2 separate regions of the Mus musculus genome follow, and region 1 is linked to region 2. The links are chromatin loops, found by intact Hi-C in ENCODE. Cell type or tissue: heart. All regions are shown on one strand.

The links. Hi-C counts contacts between places; a loop is a spot of excess contacts. Peaks named below come from ENCODE experiments on the same cell type or tissue, not always from the same donor. Only the 100,000 strongest peaks of a DNase experiment are listed, where the experiment ranks them.
Region 1: it touches region 2 in a loop (2.9-fold over the local background); 4 of 42 quality-filtered maps call a loop at or near these places.

What each region holds. Positions count from the first base shown.
Region 1 is chr8:25,271,815-25,279,814 of GRCm38, reverse strand. Gm39145 (a long non-coding RNA gene) reads right to left here. Exons shown (of 3, transcript XR_001778746.1): 2 at 5,232-5,374; 3 at 257-314. Among named protein-coding and RNA genes, the nearest start is that of Gm39145, 4.8 kb to the right of the region's middle. In heart, CTCF peaks have their summits at 2,492 (motif pointing left) and 4,604 (motif pointing left); DNase peaks (open chromatin) are centred at 2,504, 3,634, 3,814, 4,604 and 1 weaker place; H3K4me3 peaks cover 1,066 bases; H3K27ac peaks cover 2,009 bases.
Region 2 is chr8:25,990,754-25,998,753 of GRCm38, reverse strand. It overlaps Pomk (protein-O-mannose kinase), which reads left to right and starts at 4,633. Exons shown (of 5, transcript NM_029037.4): 1 at 4,633-4,667. It overlaps Fnta (farnesyltransferase, CAAX box, alpha), which reads left to right. Exons shown (of 9, transcript NM_008033.4): 9 at 1-66. It overlaps Gm31402 (a long non-coding RNA gene), which reads right to left and starts at 5,460. Exons shown (of 2, transcript XR_378826.3): 1 at 5,191-5,460; 2 at 525-2,342. In heart, a CTCF peak has its summit at 4,601 (motif pointing right); DNase peaks (open chromatin) are centred at 4,273, 4,613 and 5,853; H3K4me3 peaks cover 1,295 bases; H3K27ac peaks cover 1,351 bases.

The DNA of each region.
Region 1 (8,000 bases), 720 kb after region 2:
CTCACATGAGCCCCAGACTGTCGGTAATCAGGGTATGAATCTGGGCTCATCGGTTGTCACAAACATACCACGCTGGTGGGGATGAGGGCAGCCTGGGAACACAGAGCATGTGGGAAATCCCTGCAGGGCTTCTTAGTTCTGCTCTGAACCTTAAAGAGGTTCTTGGGAAACAAAAGAAGAAGAAAGAAGGCAGGGAGGATGTTAGAGGAAAGAAGGAAGGAAAAGACTCCAGGACCGACAAGATGGCTTACCCGTATAAAGGCACTTGCCACCCAAGTCCAGACTGACAGTCATCGCTCGAACCCAGGAACTACCTAAAGGTGGGAGGAGTACAAACTATGGAGTTGTCCTCTGCCTTCCATACACTAACAACAATAATAAATAGTAATAATTAATTAAGATTTTTTTAAAGCCAGCCAGAATTGTGAATGATGCCCAACTCAGTCCATTCTTTTCCTGGCTCATGATACGTTAACACACTTGTATTCTTTGAGTTCTACTAAAATTTTCTTCCCAAAGACATGTCAGGAGAAACTGGGACAAGCCTTGAAATGGAAGATGAAATGGGAGGCTATTTTGATGTGCTGGACGTGTCCCTCCCTCTCCATCATTTATTTCCTGAGCTGATTTTCAACCCTGTGAGTTTCTGGTACCTGAGAGTAACACAAACTGTTGTTTCCCATACCCCAACTCTGTCCGGTGGAGGGACGTCCAGCCTTCCAACACCTAACTTGGCATGATATATTCACTTGGTGATGGACCTCAAGAGGTGTGGTGCTTTCAGTTGTCCTCCGACTCAGTCATCATATTGTACTGTTTTTCTCATAAATTGATGCATTAAATAAAACCTCTGGCAGATGGTCCTGTTACATCTGTATAAGAATCATGAATTACCTTTTTAAAAAACATATCCTGCGAGCTGAGGGCGTGTCCCAGTGACACAGCACTTGGTGAGCATAAATGAGGAGCTGGGTTTCCACCCCAGCACTGAGACAGACAGACAGACCCAGACAGACAGGCCCTTTAACACATACTTTCACATTATATTCTTTCTTTTCACCCATCTAACTCTGTTCATTGTTTAGGTCCCAGCTCTGATGTCACTTAGAGAGGTCATCTCAAATCTACAAGTCCTTCCTGACTCCTTCTCTTACTGATCTGTGACTCGGAAGCACTTAGTATATAGTTCATGATCTGTGTTTTGTGTGCTTCTGGGAATCAAACTGCCTGGCAATTATATTTTCTTCTTTGTATTTTTCTTTCCTCCTTTCTGAATGTTTTAAGAATTGGTCTTGTTGTGTAGCCCATGCTGGCTTCAGATTCATGCCACTTCTGCCTGTCTCACAAGTGCTGGCATTACAGGCTCCTGCCACCATACTCTGCTTATAATATTTTTCATTTGATATATTTTCTATAAGGAATAGGTATACATTTGTAATGCTTAAGTGGTATCTTTAATCATTACTTTCAAAAAGAATAGAAAGACCAAAAAGAACAGCAGTATTCTCGTTGTATATTGGTTGCCTCTTGCATCTCCATGGAAGCCCCCCTCTCCCAAAATCTAGCCTACCCAGATTGCTCCCCACATAAACTCCTATTGCAAATTGCAGTTATATTCACTTCGATGCAATCATCCTTACTGCAGAATTCAGTAACAAGATAATGTGTATGTGCATGTGTGCATGTGCATGTGTCTGTGTGTGTGTCTGTGTGTGTGTCTGTGTGTGTGTGCATGTGTGTATTACAGCTCCTACTCAAAAGAGTTTATGGTGTGGTGGGTGATAGAAAGTGGAAAGGCAGAAGCAATGTGTGCAGCTCAGTGTGTGCTTAGAATAAATAAGGCTGTGCGTTCCATCCCCAGCACCAAACAAACACAGAAGTACTAGGAGATACCATCAAACCAAGTGCCATAACTTTATACAAAGGTTCAGCTTTGAGGAAGGGATGATTTCATGCCCTGTTGTGATTTCAGCTTTGCCTGTTTAGACATCTTTCAAATTAGGCTACAACAGTGTAGCTGCACAGAACGGATAACCCCACCTTGCCTGCTTTAACATGTTACACTATGTCAGTTGCAGCCTAGATAGATGACAAACATTCCCAGTAATGGGGTTACTTCCCGCCCAGGCCAATGAGGGGGGCCAATGGGAAGAATTAGTTTATCTGGGACAGGAGAGTTTGCCTGGGGCATTCTCTTATCTTAGCATAGTGTGCCTGTTCCCACTATGTAAGTGTTCTCATTGTCTAATCCTCGTGTTTGGTTTCTAGACCCCCGGGATGGCTTATGAGAAATGAAGAAGCAACTCAAAGGCTGGATTAAAGATGCCTGTGTCCATTCAACGGCTCCTTCCTACAAGCTGGGTTCTTATGGGAACCCAGAGTACAGACAGCAACAGTGCTTCTAGAAGGTGAGTCTTCGCTTAGCTAGAAGCCTTAGGCCAGGTGTCTAGTCAACATCTGACTCTTTGCTCTGACTGCTAGAGCGCCACCTGTTGGAAAGCCTTGCTCCTGCAGCATCTCTAGCGGAGGGGGTCAGGCCAGAGCTGAGCTGATACATTGTAGCTTCCTAAAGAGCTGAGCTGATACCTTGTAGCTTCCCACCCGCAGACACCAGAGTCCTCTCCCACCTGTCCAGGAAAAAGCTGCCACTGTGTCCGGTTGAGAGCTTTCCCTGGGAACATCACCCAGCCGTTTCTATGCATAGGCTTGTTATGGCAGTCTAACCAGGAACAGAATCAAGTGGACCAGAGGAATCGACCTGGGAGAGGAAGCCACTTCGAATCATAATGGTCTATGTGTTGCATTCCCAGGTGTGCTTAGAACCTGTCCTAAAAATGTCTTTTTGTCCTTCCGACTTGAGAACTATTGCACTATCCTCCTGCATCCTTTGTTGTTGAAAGCTCCTGCCCAATCTGAGTTTCCTTGTGAAGAGAGACTCCACTAGACCTCTTTCTTGGGCGCACGCTGTTTCTCTATCTTCTCCCTAAGAATTCAAAAATCATTGTACCATTCCACCTGTTTCTTTATTTCCTCCCTCCCTCCTTACATTTTTGTAACTGAGGATGGAACCCAGGACCACAGCATGCTAAACCATGCTCTATCATGGTGTTGCACCCCCCCAGTCTCCTGCCTCCTTAGTTGTCTATGATGCTGACTTAGGTAAGACTCCATCCTAGGCAGGATGGACCGGGAGAAACCACACTGAGTCAACACTGGCTGATGACTGAGGATATAAAGTTTCTCAGAAGCTGGTGTGGCGACGTAGTAGGAGTCTCAGTACCCATACTACAAATCAGCCCTGAAAACAGCAGAAGCAGCCAAGTGCCAGGGCTGGAATGCTAGGCAACTGAGCTCTCTGCTCCCAGTGAGGCCTCTCAGGCCACTCTAGGACAATGCAAAAGATTGTCATGCGTTCTTTGCAACTTGGCTGAGATGGTTTTCACGCAGGCCTGTGGGCCATATTGTTCTTCCTCTCTTGGCAGATCTTTGGCACCCACTCTCCTCTCTGGCTGCCGGCAGGCCTCCCTGTAGCTGTGCTTTGGCCTGATTAATGGAGTCCAGCTTTCCCCCCAAGGTGCCTGGGCAGTGGGGGTTAAGTCATGCTAGAAGCCCTAATTGCCTGGTCACTTTTATTTTGGGAGGGGTGTGTGTGTGTGTAGACTTCCTGTTTACGGCGCTTTCCTACACAAAGCAAGGCAGACACATGATGTTTTAAGAGTTTCTTCATTCAAGGAGAGCCAAGAAACAAAACCGGAGTCTGCTAAGAAAACAATAGAGGCCGTGGCTACAGAGCATTCTGGCTCTGGGAAACGACTGGGTCCCCTTTGCGGGGGTGGCTGCCACCACTCTGCTGTACGTGATGACTGCCAGTTATTAAGCCTGTCTGGCTGAGGGGGAAGCCAATGAAGAAAACAACAATAAAAGGGAGATAAATGGCTCCTGAGAAATAGGAACTATGCAGGCTGGGGGGGGTGGAGTGGGGGGTGGAGCCCCTGCACTGGTTTAGAGTTTATAGCCAGGAGGATAAACACCACATAATTCTCAAACGATCACCATTTGGAGATGATAAAACAAATAAGAGAAAAAAAAATTCCCTGGAAGAAAAGTTTACAGGACAGAAATCGTGATATCCTGTGTAGAACATTCACGAATTCTGTCTTGGGTCTGGGGTATGCTCAGAAATAGCCTTCCAGCTTGGTTTCCGAGTTTTTGAGGGCCACAAGAGTCTCCCTTACATCACTGGACGACGGATCTCCACCCATCCTAGCGTTGAAGGAGAGGCGGGGTGAGCCCTGGCACGTCCTTGTCGGGGTGCAGGGCGAGGCTGCTGTGCTCCTCCGAAAAGGATCCCCTCCTCATCTAAGTCCAAAACGCCGACCGCGCAGAGGCTGAAAAGGTCTCAACTTCCTGAAAGATGCTAAAGCAAAGAGTCCTCAACTGTCCAGAAACACGGAACTTATGGGATCTACGGAACTGGTATCCCAATCTTGATGTGGCTGGAATGTCCCCGGTGCTTTTGAAACCCTGTGCTTGGGCCAGAGGTCACTCCCGTCCTCTGAATCCATTTGCCAACAGCTTAGACGCAGGCAGCCGGCGCCCTCTTGAGGAAGAAATGCGTGCCTGTCCAGCGGGCTGGAATGCTAAGGCGGTCGCTAGGTCCTGTGGGCCTCCTCTGCACCCCAGCACGCCTAAGGGGAAAACCCAGGCTTTTCTTGGAAGAGTCTGTTTTCAGTTCCAGCTGGTCTACTGGCTCCCAGTGACTAATGAGGCACCTCTGCATCAGTGGTCCTCGGGACCTCTCGAGGGAGTAGGCAGTGAGCAAGCACAAAGGCCTGGGTCATTTGCAGCCCTGAAATGTTATGGTCACGAGTGTCTGATCATTGCCAAAAGGCTCCTAACACCCTGTGAATATGGCAGAAAGTGTGGCGGGTAAAGAAAGGTAGGAGCGAGCGGTGCATAATACACACTGGCACGTCTACAGTAGCTCCTGCCTGTGGTCCTGACACCTCGTGCTGGGAGCCAGAAGGGTCTCTAGTTTGAGATCCTGCTTCAAAACAAACCCTAATGAGATACAGGGTGGGCTGACTGTTTTAAACCACACAGAAAGCCACAGGATACAGACAATTGGGGGTGGGGAGGTGGGCATCATTCTCAGGTGTTCTGAGTAGGCTCGGAAGGTCTGGCAGCAAAGAAGTCCTTGGCGAGAGGAGAGGCTGACCTTACTGAGTTACCTTTGGCCAAGGCCATAGAGGCCACACCCTGGGCCGTGGGATTCGGAGGCTCACAGGCATCGGTGTTTACTCATCTTGTTCAGACTCCAGGCAGATGCTTCTCTACCACCTCATCCGCATGCGTCACTGTTGTGGGTTGTGGTCTGCCAAAGTTGAGACAAACACAGGGTCACATGGCTGACGCGCTTGGGTAAGAGGACAAACAGATTAATGCACCCAGGGCTCCTTCTCAGATAACATCTATGCAGTGGGCTGAACAAAGGGTGATGTCCTGGAGTTCTGGCCATCCTCCCTGTTCACGCTCCGCAGATGCCCAGGGGTTAAAGGAGTATCTGCAGCCACGTACACAGAATGAGGAACGTTTTGAAACAATTTGTAACCGGTCGAATACTTGAAACACGTCAATCCTTTATCTTCTCGGCCATCTGGAACTGGGTAATGGTGGTCTATGCAGACGTTTGGTCCAGGCACTGGGGAGGCAGAGGCAAGATGTCTGAGCTTGAGGCTAGCCTGGTCTACAAAGTAGGTTCCAGTACTACACAGAGAAACTCTGTCTCGAAAAACTAAAACCAAAACTAAAGCCAAACCAAAACCAACCAAACAACCAAACAGCCCCCCAAGAGCCAGATGGTTACAGAACACTAAAGCTGAGGACATTAAGGGATGTAGCTTAAATTAGTATATATGTAGCATAAATGAGGCCCAGGTTCAATTCTTAGGAAAAACAAACAAGCAAACAACAAAAACACAAAAGAACTGTTTTATAGGGCTGGAGAGATGGCTCAGAGGTTAAGAGCACTCACTGACTGCTGCTCTTCCAAAGTCCAGAGTTCAATTCCCAGCAACCACATGGTGGCTCACAACCATCTGTAATGTAATCCAATGCACTCGTCTGGTGTGTCTGAAGACAGCTACAGTATACTCATATAAATAAAATAAATAAATCCCCTTTTTTAAAAAAGGAACTGTTTTATATAATTTAGTTGAATCCTCAAGTTTTAAAATATAATTTAGTTGAATTTTCAAATTGTTTTTTCAAATAATCATTATAAAAATTCACACCACACATTGAATATGAATTTATGTAATTATAAATAATTTTGAAAGGGATTCGGATTGGTTTGTAGAGTGCTGAGAGGGCCTGGCTTTGCTGATGCACCACTTGAATCTGGAGGCAGCCCATGAAGAGTCTAAATGTTGGTCTGGAGAGGACTGGCTGCTCCTGCAGAGGACCTGGGTCCAGCACCCAGCACCCAGCACCCAGCACCCAGCACCCATATGGTGGCCAACTCTCTATAACTCCAGATCTAAAAGCTTTGATGTCCTCTTCTAGCCCCTGTGGTCATCAGGTGCACATGTTGTACACAGGATTACATGTAGACAAAACACATATATCTATAAAATTAAAATAAATAAAGATTTTTTAATCACAAAAAATAAATAATATTGAACACTTGAATAAAGTAACTTCTTTTGAAAACATACATAAAAACCATTTTAACTTCTAATTTACAGTTGTTATATTTTAAGTAATAATATGCTTAAGTTCTGTACACGTTGAGACAATAGCATTTAAAACCCTTCCTTATAGCTCACCTTAATAGAACGTAAATTACTTGATGGTGACCATAGTCGTGATTTTTCTTAATTGAAAGTATCTCTGTACAATAAATGTATACTTTGTTATAAATAATGCATGTCTCTGTTTAAGTTCCTATTCAAGTTTCACTAACAAAAACCCAGAACACTCAGACATGCACAGTAATAATTGGATTCAGTTGTTCTATTTTGCTCACATGTGTTGAGCACAGGCTTTTCAGTTTTGTCATTAGGAAGAATTTGTCATGGTTAGGAACAGAGGACATATTTTATGTAACAGTTTTTTAGTGTCTTTTTGTTGTTTGCTTGAGTTCCTGGAGACGTGCGTGGTATATATGACCAATCTGTACCATTGGTTAAGGTCCCCAAAGACCTGAGAGGAAAAACAAGGATTTCCTTCTTGAAGACAAAGAAGCATCAAGGAACTGGGCGTATTGTGGCAGGCAAGGCTAGAGGGCGTAGGCAAGTCTAGCTGCCATGGGATGTTTGAAGGATCCCACACTAACACTGGGAAGCCATTGGGGTTTAAACTACAGAAGGTGGGTTGTTCTGCTTGCTGTATGACTGAAAGCAGGAACAGAAATTGGGCCCACTGGAGGCCTCTTGCTTTGGCTCTGATGAAATACCAGGTATGATCTGTTTTCTTTGAGGGGTGATGATGAGACTTCGTCTGAGGGAGGAGTTGACAGGGCTCTCGGGTAGATTGAGTGTCTGTGACAGGGAAAGGAAAGCCTGCTTTCTATGCTGTTGGTTCGTGTGGCTGAGTTTGCAGCCATCTCCAGCATCTGTGGCATTGTTTCTAGGACTTCCCCAGAGATGGCCAGACTGCAGATGCTCAGACCAGGGTTGCATCTAGTCTATGCTTATCCCTCCATGTGCTTCAAATCATCTGCACTTAAGGTCCCTAATACAGAGCGAATGCTGAGTCTAATTGTTAGACTGCCTTGTTTAGGAGATTATGACGCACAAAGACCATAACATGATCCATAGAGATGGAAAATGGTCTTACCACCAGCATTTGTTTGGATCCTTATATATGGAACCCATAGATACGAAGGTCCCATAGACAGACAGACAGACATATAGCTATAGATAGATACTTGAAATAGAAATTTGGCTTTGTACAAGCGTGTGAGTTTCTGATAATAGGGGGGAAGTTAATGAGACAGC
Region 2 (8,000 bases):
TATGGGAGGGAAATGTGAATTTATTAAAAATGGAAATTGGTCCTGTTTTTCTTGTCAGCAACAAAATGGACTCAAGATAATTTAAACTGAATTTAATCAGCATAGATAGCTCACAGTCATTGCCTCATCTTCTGAAGTCTATCCCACATCCACGCTATGCCATAGCAACAAGTTGCTGCTGCCTGTACCAGAGCTGGGAAACTGCGGCGTGAGGAGTTGGAACGCACGGTTCCCTATGCCAGCTCTAGGTTGCCACCTTCTATGGAAGCACACTTGCGATGTACTGGCCGACCAGAGGCTCTGAAATGTAGTCCCTTGATTTCTGGCCTCTACCAGTCACTTGAGACTAGAGTGGGGTTAGAAAGGAGTCTGAGTGCCTCAGAGTAGTGTGTTAGCCGCAGCAGCAGTCCATAGGGATTTCAGTGTTAGGACACCAAACCGCAGCTGAGGAGATCCCTGTGAAGACTTGAATAAGCCTCTTCTCCACATAAAGTTGGGAAGTAACTTTTAGTAGAGAAAATACATTTAAGTCACTTTTAACATTTTATTTTTGTTTTTACATCTTATGTCAGTGTTTGTCACTTGTAGATCTCCCAAATCTCTAGTTCTATATTTGAAAATAGCATTTTTATTTTATTTTTTTTTTTAGCAGCATTGAAGTAGAAACAACAAAACACAGCCTAGTAGTCAACTGTAGTGGTGTACGCCTCCAAGGAGGCAGAGTCAAGTGTATCTTTGTGAGTTTATGACCAGCCTGGTCTACATTTCAGAGTCCGGGTCCTCTAGGCCACATAGGAAGACTTTGTCTCAAAAAAACAAAACCCGCCAGTCTAAGAACATTTATCCTCAGAAATTGCTGTCAGCGACTTACCTTTGTTTCTAGGGCCCAGCATGGTAGCACATAGCTAGGATCCCTGCACGCAGAGGTTTACAAGTTCAGTGGCGGTCTGGGCGACCAAGTGAGATTCTGCCTTGACCAAAACAAGCAGGCATGGCGATATGTGCTATAATTCCCATGCTCCAGAGGCTACTGGGTAGCCAGACCCTGCCTTCAGAGATGCTTCTGTTAGTCTGTCCTCAGGCTGCTCCGCACCCTCTGCTCTGCCATCACTTCTGTGTTTGTCCCTCAGATCCACCATAAGAACAGTGTGTGCCCACAACAGCTCAGCCATTTCCGCCCCTTTGAGATACTTTGTACTTTAAGGTTTGTTTCAAGAGTTTGCATGTCCTTCAGCATTATTTTGGTCATGAGCAGAACCCTCGTCATTAGCATAGTTCTCGAAGTGTCCTGTGTGGTTGGAATCAGGTGTGTGATGTCCAGGTCAATCGGCCTCCGAGTGCTGAGATTAAAGGCAAGTCCCAGCACACCCTACACACAGAACATTTCGTTTTCACGGAGAGCCCATGTCAGTTCTCTGGCCAGAGACCCAGATTCCAGTTTGACAGTCAAGAACCTGCGCAGCAATCTACAGAAATGCACAGCGCCGAGAAGTAGGGATTGGGTGCTCAACCCGACGTGAGGCATCTGACTCAGGAGGAGGAGGCAGGATGGATGTAAGAGCCAGAGGACAGGGCGAGGAGGAGCGAGTGCCGGTGGGATGCTGGCTGTGAACGGGGTGGGCCACAGCTGTTGTGCTCAGAAACTCAGAGCCACTGTGATTACCTGCAAAGCATTGAGCCAGCTGAAACTCCAGCATAGCCTGGGGAAGTGCTTTCTCCCCTAACCCCTTACCAAGAAAAGACTGCCACTCGATCACTGGATCGAGAATCCTTTCTGAAGGTGAAGCCATTGGTAGGTTTCCTATGCTCAGATGGCCTCTCTAGGTGTGTACACACCTGTACGTGCATGTGCACACTCATACCCGCTGGCTGTTTCTGATACTAGAACAAGGGACTTGTGTGCGGAAAAACAAAGGCAGGACTGCTGTGAAGCAGCTGAGGACTCACACAGAATCTCTACAGAATCCTGCTGGCCCTGAAGGTTCCATATAGGGGCAGCCCCAGTAGGAGCAGCACCAAGGGGAGGGCGGGGAGACATGGAGGTGGGAAGGGGACATGTTGGGAAGAGAGTGTAGAAGGGAAATGGGGGAGGATTTGACCTTAATTCATTCCCTAAGAATAAGAAAAAAATAATAATTTTAAAAACACACACAGACAAGAATCTGCCTACGTCCACAATCGTGCTATAGCAATGAAGCAGGTTGGGCCTGGGGAGGGAGGCAGGGCGAGCTGGTTTGGGCTTCCTCAGAGTCCATTTCCACTGGGTAGAAAGGAAGGCTTTACTGTGTTCTGGTCCTGCAGTTTTTGGTTGGCAGTCACATATGCTACTGTGGTGCAGGTGGCTGGGAATAAATAAGGAAAAGGCAGAAGTGAGAACAGGGATAGAACAACACAGAAATGAGGGTTTCCTCTACTTCCTGACTTAGGAGTCTTCTTTGCTGCTCCGTGGTTAACTAGAGGACTTCCAGGTTTTAGCCGTACTGAATTTAGGTCAGGGGAGAACAGAGCAGACATCCCCTGACCAGATCCATGCTGCTCCAAATGCCAGTCTTCCTTGACCACACAAATAGCTCTACCCTTAATTTTGCTTGGATTTTGAAGCTGTGCTTTATGGAAGTTTCCCATCTTTCTCGGAAGTCCCCTCCCCATCTTTTGTTGAAATCACTGTTTTATTGGCTTCCGGGGTGTGAGGATAGCATGGGCTCCTGGAGTCGATCCAGGTGCCACAACATTAAAAACATTTTTAAAGCATGGGATTGTTTCCCACCCTTAGCCATTGTCTTAGTTAACTTTCACCTTGTAATCAAATTCTCTGACAAAAGCAACTTGTTACTTTGTTTCATTATGCCAAGGGCACACAGGCTATCATTTCAAGACGGATACAGCAGCAGACAGTGAGTGATTTGATGGCTGCCCCATGGGAGATTGGCACTCAGACCCAGGAAACAGAGCGTGAACAGGAAGTAAGGCCTGTTAAGGAATCGCATCCTCTAACAGGGCTCCACTTCCAAAGCAGCCTGCCCCGCAGAGGACCACGTGGACCTATGCGGGATGCTTAGCATCAAAAGCACTACATCCATGTGCCATGAATAGCTCTTCATGTCAGGATGCATCATCACAGCATCACCTAATGTCACGTTTATTTGGTGTGTGTGTGTCCATGCGTGTGCATTTGGAGATCTAAGGATGACATGGTGAGAATCCTTCTCCCCTCCCCTAGGAGGGGTCCTAGGAAACTGAACTTAGATGGTCAGGCTTGGTGGCAAGCACGCTGACCTGCTGGCCATCTCTGTGGCCCCCTGCAGCATCATCACTTATTATAGCAAACTCTATATAACACACCTCCTGATTTTAGTCCTTTTGTAACAGGTTGCTTTGGAATTTATTTTATGTGGCTGGGTGTTCTGCGTGCTTATATGTCTGAGCACCACGTGTGTGCAGTGCCCTCAGAGGGCAGAAGCGGAGGAGGTCTAATCCTCTAGAACTCAGTTACAGGTGGTTGTGAGCTGCCAAGTGGATGCCAGGAACCCAGGTTCTCTGGAAGAGCAACCAATGCTCTTACCTACTGAGGGGGTCTCTCCAGCCCGTATCTGAGTCATTTTTAAGTGTTTATTTCAGTGGCATCCAATATATTCACATTATTTTACAACCATTACCTCCATCATCACCAGAAGTTTTAAAGCTTCACAAACTGAAACTATTCATTAAACAGTGTTCTTAATGGTGTTTTTTATATAATGCCTATAATTTATTTCTGAAATACTTGCTGTTATACATCCAGGTATATTTTCTACTATAAATAGCCCTGGTGCTGGAGAGATGGCCCCACAGAACCTGAGTTTAGTTCATATAGCATTGGTATCTGGGGGACCACAATTACCAGCAAGTCTATCTATCACTCCTGGCCTTTGAGTTCTCTGGCACACCACACACAAACGCATTTGTCAGTCTGAGAAGCAAAAGTTGCTTACAGGGATTCTTTGAAGGGAGTTTTGTCGGTTCCTCTAGTGCTTCCTAGATCAAGATTCTGGGTTCTTTAGCATGCTTAGAGTTTGGATAATAAACATAGATGGTTTTTGTTTTTACCCACACACTGTATGTTTTGATTTCAAATCTGGAAAATAAATCAGTTTAGAAGTAGATGATATGTCTGATTTTCCATTTCCCAACCTTACCCCTCCCATTTCACTTCCAGTACTAATACTAGTGTAGCACGCTGAGACCTTCCAGCCTTCGCATGACTTGAGGTTTGGCCCTGAAATCTGTGACGCGCAGCTTGGCGTCTCAGGCCAAAGCTCCAAAGTCACATAGTTTTCAAAGCCAGAGGCATTATCAGTGCACTGAGCCTCACTCTGCGATTTGCTCGTGTTGCTTTTCTGAGGATCACTCTTTGGCAGCCACCGCTTTGCAGAGAGTGTAGAGCTGTAGATCAGGAAGCAGCCCCTCTGAGGTCCCCAGTCCCAGGCTCAACCTTGCTGTTGCAGCCTGGCCTTCACCAGTTTGGCTAGAGGAAATGAGGACCAGGGTATGGATGACCGCGCCTACGCTGGCGCGGGCGTCCACTGTAAGGCAAGAGGCGGCCACCAGGAGGCAGCCTCACGCTCGTCTCCGACCGCTTCCGGCCGCGCAGGCGTCCTGGAATGCGAGCCGGATTTGGTGGTCGCCAGGTAGGCTCCGGGGCGTAGTGAAGCGGGACAGGGTTCTGTGGGGCCTTTCCAAGCCTGACCCTCCTGAGCCCCCGGACCCAATCCCAAAGTGGATCCTCTCATGGGGATCATGAAAACTAAACCGGGTACTGGTGCTGGCTCCTCCCGTGCTTACCGCGCACCCCTCCTCCGGGTGCACCATGCATTCCCTTTGGATGCTCACCACGCAACCCCTCTCCCGGTATCCATGGTATCCCAGTACCATGCACCGGGAGCTGCTATTGAACCATGTGAGCGGAGGCTGTCCGCCATGCTCTCGCTTTCTCTCCCCCTCTTTGTTAAAAACCAGTTTTAGACCTTTAGTAAATTTGATGCCCCCCGCCCCCACCTTCGCCTGTCCAAACTAAATAACATCCAGACTGTTTAAATAGTTATCGGGAAATGAAATTTAGTCTGAATTGGGTGACACCAGCTCCTTCTCGAATTGTGTAAAATATTCTGCATATTGGCAATTCATTTAGTTGACTTATTTCCCTTGACTAACCTAAGCAGTCGACATACAGCAGCTGGTCCTTTTTCACCGTTATCAAATAGCCTTGGTGTTTAAACAGTGCCGGAAGTTCCCGCTCTGCCGACCACACATACTCACTTCTTTAAGCTCTGGGCTGCCTGGGCGGTCCACAAGAAACAGGTGTGTTAATCGATTGCCAAGCAAAGAGGGTTCCGCATAGATCTGATAGTATGGATTCTAAGGCTGGAGAGATGGCTAGTGGCTAACAGCACTCGTTGCAGAGGACCTGGGTTCAATTCCCTAATAGCTCCCCACTGTCCATAATTTCCGTTTCAGGGAATCCAGCACTGTATTCTGACCTCCCTCGGCACCAGGCACACATAGCACATATTGTACAGTGTGCATGCAAGCGAACACTCCTGTGTATAAAATAAGTAGATTGAAAAATATGAATTCTGGGTTCCTGCAGCATTTTGTCAGTGTTGCTGGCCTTTCTTGCTATGGTCAGCTTTTAAAGGGGAAGGATTTTCTTGGGCTCAGCCGTGGGATTCTTTGCTTATGGCCTGTGGTCATTATGCTCGTCGTGGCGGGAGAGAGCGGTGGAAGAGAAAATTGAAGAGGGGAAGACCATGATGGGAGAGGTCATCTTACTTCCTGGCATCCTGGAAGCACAGAGACACAGGCTGAGGGCCCAGTGTCTCCTTCTAGGTCACGTGTTACTGACAGAAGCTTCCTTGTAGCAGACTCTGCCTCCTCGAGGTTCTGCTGCTGTCTGGTAGTGCCAACAGCTGGAGACCAAGTCTTTAATGAATGGGCCTTTGGAGGATGCTCACCCAGACCATAGGGGACTGAACATGCATATATGGTACTGGAGTATGAGTAGTGGGTGAGAATTTTTTTTTTTTTTTTAAGATTGTAAGTACACTGTAGCTGTTTCAGACACACCAGAAGAGGGAGTCAGATCTCATTACAGATGGTTGTGAGCCACCATGTGGTTACTGGGATTTGAACTCAGGACCTTCGGAAGAGCAATCAGTGCTCTTAACCGCTGAGCCACCTCTCCAGCCCCCAATAAAGACAGTTTCTGTGTGCTGCCACAAATCCCTTGCAAAAACCCTGGAAAGGGGCTGACAATTTTACATTCAAAAGTGTGTGTGCCTATGTGCGTGTTTCACACGTGTGTCATGGTGTACATGTGGAGGTCAGAGTGCAACATGGGTGTGGCTCTTGGCCTCCTGCCTTGTTTGAGACGGTGTCACTTTGTGGTGTCCCGCCATGTGTCTGGCTAGCTGGTCCAGCAGCTTTTCGACTATCCGCCACCAGTGGGATTACAGTACATCTGGCTTCTTTGGGATTCTGGGGTCCTCACTACCCATTGAGCAATCTGCCCAGTCTGCCTTGTGTTGTTTTCTTGGGGAGCATCCTTTCCTTCCTAAAACGGTATGAGCTCTAGGCTGCATGAAGCTTGCATTCACCCAGTGGCCAGGTAAGATGAGGGGGAGGTTAGGTTGAGACTTGACACTGGGAAGATGTAACCATGGTGTTGGTGTGGCGACACCGGGTGCAAGAAGAAATGGGTGGATGAGAGGCGTTACAGGTCGGATCCCACAGAGAACTGAAGAAGAGACGCGGGGGGGGGGGGGGGCGTGAGGAGTTGGTACATTCAAGTCCCTGCTGTTCGAGGCACTGCAGACAGTGGGAAACCAAACAGAACAGGAGACAGACATCAAGGAGCACATAATCTAGAAGGGAAAGGCCTACACAGCTCCCAAAGGGTTTCTTTGAACACCTAGGAGTAGATGGGGGCTGGAGTGTGGCCCATAGCATGCATGCGTGCGTGTAGAGAGGTAAGCCAGCCAAGACTGGGTTCCAGGAGTTTATGTTCCCGTTGGTATTCTCCAGGGCACCGCATCGTAGAATATGCTAAGCACAACTATCTACATCCCTAGTCACTCAGGACTCATCCATGCATGTCTTAGTCAGGGTTTCTATTCCTGCACAAACATCATGACCAAGAAGCAGTTGGGGAGGAAAGGGTTTATTCAGCTTACATTTCCACATTGCTGTTCATCACTGAAAGAAGTTAGGACTGGAACTCAAGCAGGTCAGAGAGCAGGAGCTGATGCAGAGGCCATGGAGGGATGTTCTTTACTGGCTTGCTTCCCCTGGCTTGCTCAGCCTGCTCTCTTATAGAACCCAAGATTACCAGCCCAGAGATGGTCCCACCCACAAGGGGCCTTTCCCCCTTGATCACTAATTGAGAAAATGCCTTATAGTTGGATCTCATGGAGGCATTTCCTCACCTGAAGCTCCTTTCTCTGTGATAACTCCAGCTGTGTCAAGTTGACACATGAAACCAGCCAGTAGAACGCATTTAGACGTGTGTGTTCCTCGGGACACAGTGGGACTATTGAATGCTTGTATTTCCCGGCCAGGAGGATGTGAGGGTGGGATTAAATCTGTGGTTTGGAAGGATCAGGCTCTGTGACCGAGACTGTGGCTCAAATTGTTCAAATTGTGTGTTTCACACCTGGGTGGTTGTGAATGTTTATAATCCCAGCACATAGGAGACATGGGAGGCAAGACGTATGTATAGTTGCTCTTTCTATACCATGAGGCTGGGGCGAGGGGGGGGTGGGAATTAATTCACTAATGGTCCTAGAGTCAGTCGCAACTAATGAAGTACAATAGATGCATCTCTAAAATACATTGTGGTGGGTGGGCTGGCAAAATGGCTCAGTGGAGATTGGGGCTTGCTGTCAAACCCAGTAACTTGAGTTCAGCCCTCAGGACCCACATAGTAGGAGAGAACTGGTTCCTACAAACTGTTTTCTGACCTCCAC